Regions from separate parts of the Mus musculus genome. Here region 1 is linked to region 2. The links are chromatin loops, found by intact Hi-C in ENCODE. Cell type or tissue: gastrocnemius. All regions are shown on one strand. Each heading gives the region's core, and the rest is flanking DNA. Links, peaks and the distances in the headings are about the cores only.

Evidence for each region. Peaks named below come from ENCODE experiments on the same cell type or tissue, not always from the same donor. Only the 100,000 strongest peaks of a DNase experiment are listed, where the experiment ranks them.
Region 1: it touches region 2 in a loop (10-fold over the local background); 30 of 42 quality-filtered maps call a loop at or near these places.

Annotation. Positions count from the first base shown.
Region 1 is chr1:4,767,002-4,769,925 of GRCm38, reverse strand. No RefSeq gene overlaps it. Among named protein-coding and RNA genes, the nearest start is that of Mrpl15, 17 kb to the left of the region's middle. In gastrocnemius, for the core only: a CTCF peak has its summit at 1,367 (motif pointing right); DNase peaks (open chromatin) are centred at 1,388 and 2,204; H3K27ac peaks cover 700 bases.
Region 2 is chr1:4,515,676-4,518,599 of GRCm38, reverse strand. No RefSeq gene overlaps it. Among named protein-coding and RNA genes, the nearest start is that of Gm22307, 12 kb to the left of the region's middle. In gastrocnemius, for the core only: a CTCF peak has its summit at 1,852 (motif pointing left); no DNase peak of the experiment used is centred there; H3K4me3 peaks cover 655 bases; H3K27ac peaks cover 1,058 bases.

The DNA of each region.
Region 1 (2,924 bases), core at 153-2,652, 250 kb before region 2:
CTCAGAGGTTCAGACACTAGGATAACCAAACCACTGAAATACAATGGACAGAATCTGAAGTAAGTTTCAAAGGGATTGATTAGAACCTAGGTCTGGTGGAACAAACCCAAGTTCTGTAATAGATGGTGACCACAAAAACAAAAAAAACAAACAAACAAACAAAAAAAACAAAAAACAAAAAAACAAAAAAACAAAAAAAAACCGAAGGAAAGACAGCCAAATCTCAAGTTGTAGCAGCTGCTTTCACACCGAATTTCTTCAATCCCCCCAAAACTTTGTTTCAGATGTTGATCTCAAGTTTCCTAGGGGGATATTATGGTATCCTAACTGTGTTAAGGATACACAGCTGACAAGCTCTTACTTTTTGGTATATTATACACAGAGTGAAGTTGCTGAGAGTGTACAGTCACAAGCCAGTGTTGAACATGGGAGCAAAGTGGATTAAGGAAGGAGTTTTGAAGGGCTTGGTCCTTGGTGCATAAACCAAGTTAGCCAGGAATTCTTGTGAGCTTCAGTTATCTTGCCAGCAAAATTGTGTGGATAACAGTACTTCTTATGGTTGATGGCCAGCACGGAAGAAGGGATATATGGACCGATGTGCTAGTGAAAGGGATCGCCATTAAGCACAGGATTTTTTTTTTTTTTTTTTAGAAAAATACTACATACTCTAAGTTAGACTTGAACTTGATTCTGTTTCTAGAGGGCTAGGATTGCAAACATGCGTCACTAAGCCTGGTTGACATTCATCCTTGAACTATACAGGGTCGATGGCATGGCTCAGTGCCTAAAGCTCTTTTCCAGGCAAGCCTATTGATCTGAGTTCACTTCCTGGAACCCATGGCGAAGGTGGAAGCAGAGGCCAACTCCACATGGCCTCCACGTGTGTACCAAGGCAATTCTCCAACATCATGGCCACACATAATAACACATTAAAAAAGAGTTAAAGGGAGATATTCTGGGAAGAAAGCCTTCCTCCTTTAGGTAGCCGAATTGCAGCGGAGATAATGCTCTGGCTACTGGAGTCTCCCTGGGAACTAATAGAGCTGGAGGTGAGCTGCAGCACCCACTTGGCTGTTTTCATTTCTGGATAGTTCAGTGAACTCTCCAGACCAAAAGAGTCTTTATAATTTGATTTATGCCAGCCACTAAGAGGCAAAATAGAATTCAGAAATTTTACCTGAGAGTAAAAACAGCCCTGAGAGGCTGTTTCAAAAGTAGGGCAGGAATCTTGGCATGGTGTCTCTCTCCTTTAATCACAACATTTGGGAAGCACAGGCAACTGGTTCTCTAATTTCAGGGTCAGCGTGGTCTTTGTAAGTGAAATGGGACACGAAATCAAGTTAACATTTCTGCAGTGCCGTGTGTGACCACTAGGTGACACTGTTTCCTAAAATTTCTTAGGCTGTTTCCACTGCTGTAATTTTTGTTTTTGTTTTTGTTTTTTGAGACAAGATTTCTTATTGTAACAGGACTGTCTTGGAACTCACTCTGTTGACCACGCTGGCCTTGAACTCAGGAATCTGCCTGCCTCTGCCTCCTAACTGCTGGGATCAAAGTTGCATACTACCACACCCAGCCTGTAATTTTTTTTTTTTTTTGTAAATAACCTTCTTAAATTGACAAATCATTTTGCTTTTTAAAGAAGGAGATTAGAAGATTAAAAATGTGACATATAATATGTAAATTCTGCTCTATACAATATTATGGAGAAAAAGGTTTTAAAATATCACCATTAAAATAAAAAAAAAATTAAAACAAACAACACAAAACAAACAAAAGCCCAGAAACAATAGATTACAAGTTCAGGTAAATATTTGGAAATAATATCGCTCACTTTATATCATCGGTCAGGATGAAGCCACAATAAGAATTAGTAAGTCGTACTGAAGAATACTTGCTTTAAACTGTGTGTGTGACTGACTTCAGGAAACACACTCATTAAAGAGATGTGAAAAATACAAGAAAGATGGCATCATTTTTTAATGATATAAATAAACTGCGGAACCTTTAGCCTATTAAACATCATCAAAGACATCCAGTCAAGGTCACTGATAAAAATGAACTTCCTGCTTCTTTCCTTTAGAATAAACAGATCTATAAATTGAGACTTGAGGCCTACAGCTACAGGGAGCGCCCAGCAATAGCCACAACATGACAGCAGCAGTGGCAAGCACCTCCAGTCTTGCTCCTGTGCCTCGGGCCAAGCACAGATGTCCTGGCTCCTCACCCTCTTGTAAGCTTGCAGAAATGAGATGGCAGATACTCAGCCGCTCCAGGTTTTAATGGCTGTTTTCTGAACTTGGGTCAAGCACAGATGTCCTTATTTCTACCACCCAGCTGATCAGCCTGTTGATACATCTTGTGGTTTTAAGGCTTACTATCTTCAGGAGTGGACTTGTGGGAAGCATGGCGACCGTGTGCACGAGCACCAGAGGAAGCAGAACTAGGATGCGCTGTCAGGGCTGGGCTAAAGAGGCACTTAGAAACTGTTATAGGCCGGGCAGTGGTGGCGCACGCCTTTAATCCCAGCACTTGTGAGGCAGAGGCAGGCGGATTTCTGAGTTCGAGGCCAGCCTGGTCTACAGAGTGAGTTCCAGGACAGCCAGGGCTATACAGAGAAACCCTGTCTCGAAAAAACAAAACAAAACAAAATAACAACAACAAAAAGGAAACTGTTATAGATCCAGATGTGGATTCCTAGAAGGAACAGCTCCCACAGCAGCTGTGTAGCCCAGGCTCGTTCTGAGGACTTCATTGATCTGTTGCAAAACAAATGTTCTACTTTCAAAAACTAGAAGAAAAAAAGTGAGAGAAATATCAAACTTTATCAAATGTGGATGGAAGGTGAGGAGAACCGCAGTGTTTGGGTTAAAAACATCGGATTCAAGAAGGCATCCAAAACAGTATGTAAAGGTTACAGTCTG
Region 2 (2,924 bases), core at 327-2,826:
TTTTAAAGCAAGTTAGCTCATGTATTTGCCAGGAATTGAGTTAATCTGAAACATGAAACCTGTACTTTGCTGATTGGCGGGGGCGATTTCTGAAGATAAGTTCTTTATTGGACTTATGCAAAACGTTTTTTCTCATCACATGCACTTTTTTCCTGTTTAGGGATGTTAACTGCTAGTGCACTTTCCGTCACAGGGTGATCTCCCTGATATTGTTTCAAAGGCAGGGAAGTGGTGGTGCTTGTGGAGAAACTGCACTTAGCTGGACAGGAGAGGACAGCAGTATCGATCTGACACGATCTGTCACAGCAGACACTGCAAGGTGGGTGAAGAAAGTTGTCTTTGCTTTGAAAAACCTGCAAGCTTTAGTCCTGCAATGTACATTCACAAAACTGCATGTAGGAAAAAGGCGAGGTTTCATGAACTGCTGTGTTCAATGTTGTGCTCGGTGCACTAGGACATTTCTCATCTGATCCTAAGTTTATTCAAAGCTATAAAGAGTTGAAGGCACACATGAGATGCATTGGGAAACACAGGGTCATTGGCTTTACAGCTTAACAGACTCAAACTGCTCACCCTGGGAACACTGTGGAAGACAACTGAATTAGGCTATGTTTAATGAAATTCCCGTAGAAAACTTAAGTCTCTCTGCAACAACATCATTGAGGAGTGAGCGCTCAGTGCTCTGTGCAGAGTCAGTAAGAGGTTTTCTAGATATTGCCAGTGCCCAGAAAGAGCATCCCTTCATCCTGGTGGTTCTCATTGTACATGCTAACATTCACCATCCACCATTTTAAATACATGCTACTAAAGACAAAAATTAAGGATTTCCATATAGCATGAAACAATTTCAGTTTGAACTAATATGAAAAATTATATTATTACAAGTTCTAATTTTGTCTTCCAAGTTCCATTTACATCTTTGCTTATACCAAATAACAGCATGATGTTTATTTGCCTAACTGCCATCTTCTGTAGTATGAGACCACAAATAAAAATGAAGCAGAGTCATTATGTTCAGTCTATGGTATTACTCTAACATGTAGTGTGTGTTGCAAAAGTACATCAATTTTGGAATTATTCAAGTTCTCAATGTAAAAATCAGTAGTGTACACACACACACACACACACACACACACTTCATTTGTATAACTTAAATTCCCAGACAGCAAGACTGATTGACACCCATTACAGCAATGTAGGAGATGCACACAAGTTACTGAATTCTGTCTCATTATTAATCCTTTATGTTTTGTTGGCAACAACCTGGCTGGAGCCAGTAGACCCTTCACTTCTGAAATTCCATCTGTTTTCTTGCAAAAATTAAAGAAAATATTAAATAATCCTCTACTTTTCTCAGATATTTATTTATTTATTTATTTATTTATTTATTTATTTATTTATTTATTGTGGTTTTTCGAGACAGGGTTTCTCTGTATAACCCTGACTGCCCTGGAACTCTCTTTGTAGACCAGGCTGGCCTCGAATTCAGAAATCTGCCTGCCTCTGTGCGCCACCACGCCCGGCTTCTCAGATATTTTTTAAAGGTAGATCCAAGAGTGGGAGGTGATGGCATCAGTGATCCCTAGAGACAACATAGACAGGACCAAGGCTCCTCTCTTGAATGTTTGGACAACTCAAATCTGTAATCAGGTCCCTGTTTCAGCCAGCTGAACTGTCTTTGAGGACTACGGGTTTGAATCTAACTGCATTGGGAGAAGGAAAACGGAGCCATCTTATCCTGCTCATCTGTGTCTTTCCTGAAGGTGGTTTGTCTTTTCAGTGGGAGAATTTTTATAGGTTATTAATCTTAGGACATTGTAAAAACAAATGTAATACTGACTTAATGGCTAGCGCCACCTATTGGCAACTCAGATGCACAAGTGATTTTTCACAATTCTTTCCTTTTTCTATGAGCATTGGTGCTTTATGAAAGCCACTCCAGTTGAATGTTGGTAATGATCATGATTAATAAAGATTCTTCTAAGTTACAGCTTCTGTAAGCTAGTGTCCATGTGCAGTGGCAGTCTACAATTTGATTTGTAAAATGGAAAAATAGAAAAACTATAAAGCTTAAGAAAAGACTCACAATACCACATGGTTTTGCTTGTTTTTTATTTATTTTATTTTTTTTATTTTTCTTTACTGTTTATGTTGAGTATGTACGGTCACCTCTAAAACAAATCTTCTGCAACAGCATTTTGATTTTTCTTTTTCTGACACTTAATAGTTTGAAATAATAAAGGAATTTAAATCCCAATACTTATCTCTATTAGGGATTAGAGGGCCACAGGAGATACTCAAACAACTGTATTTCCACATGTGAAGTAATAAAGTCAGACTCCTATCTGAACCATAATGATATTTAGCTCAGTGGAGTTTATTCATACAAAGGAATATTATTCATCCTATAAAGAAGAGAGGGGAGGAACTAGGAGATTCTGTCAAATGGGCAGAGAATGAAGGTTGGGGAAGCTGGGACAGGAGCTCAGCAATGGGAGCCCATTTAATGTAGTCTAACCTACTCTTTACATGTTAGCTAGCTGGGCATGTGGTGCTCACCTTTAATCCCAGAGCTGGAACCTGGCCTGGTCTACATAGTGAGTTTCAGAACAGTGAGAGCTATGTGAGAACCTCATTTCAAACAAACAAACAAACAAACAAACAAACAAACAAACCAAATACAGGCATAAACAAAACAAGCATCAATGAGTACCAGTAAGGAAATGGAGACCCCAAACTGAAATGTACAGCTAGTACATTTATAACGGTGAAGCTGCTTTGAAAAGCAGCCCAAATGCTGCTCAGGTGTTACAGTCATCATATGGCTGGTGTTTCTATCCTAAGGAGCTTCAAAGTGTAAATCTGCACAGGAAAACACTTTGTGCATAAATGTCTATAATAGCATCATTTATAATAACCCCAAA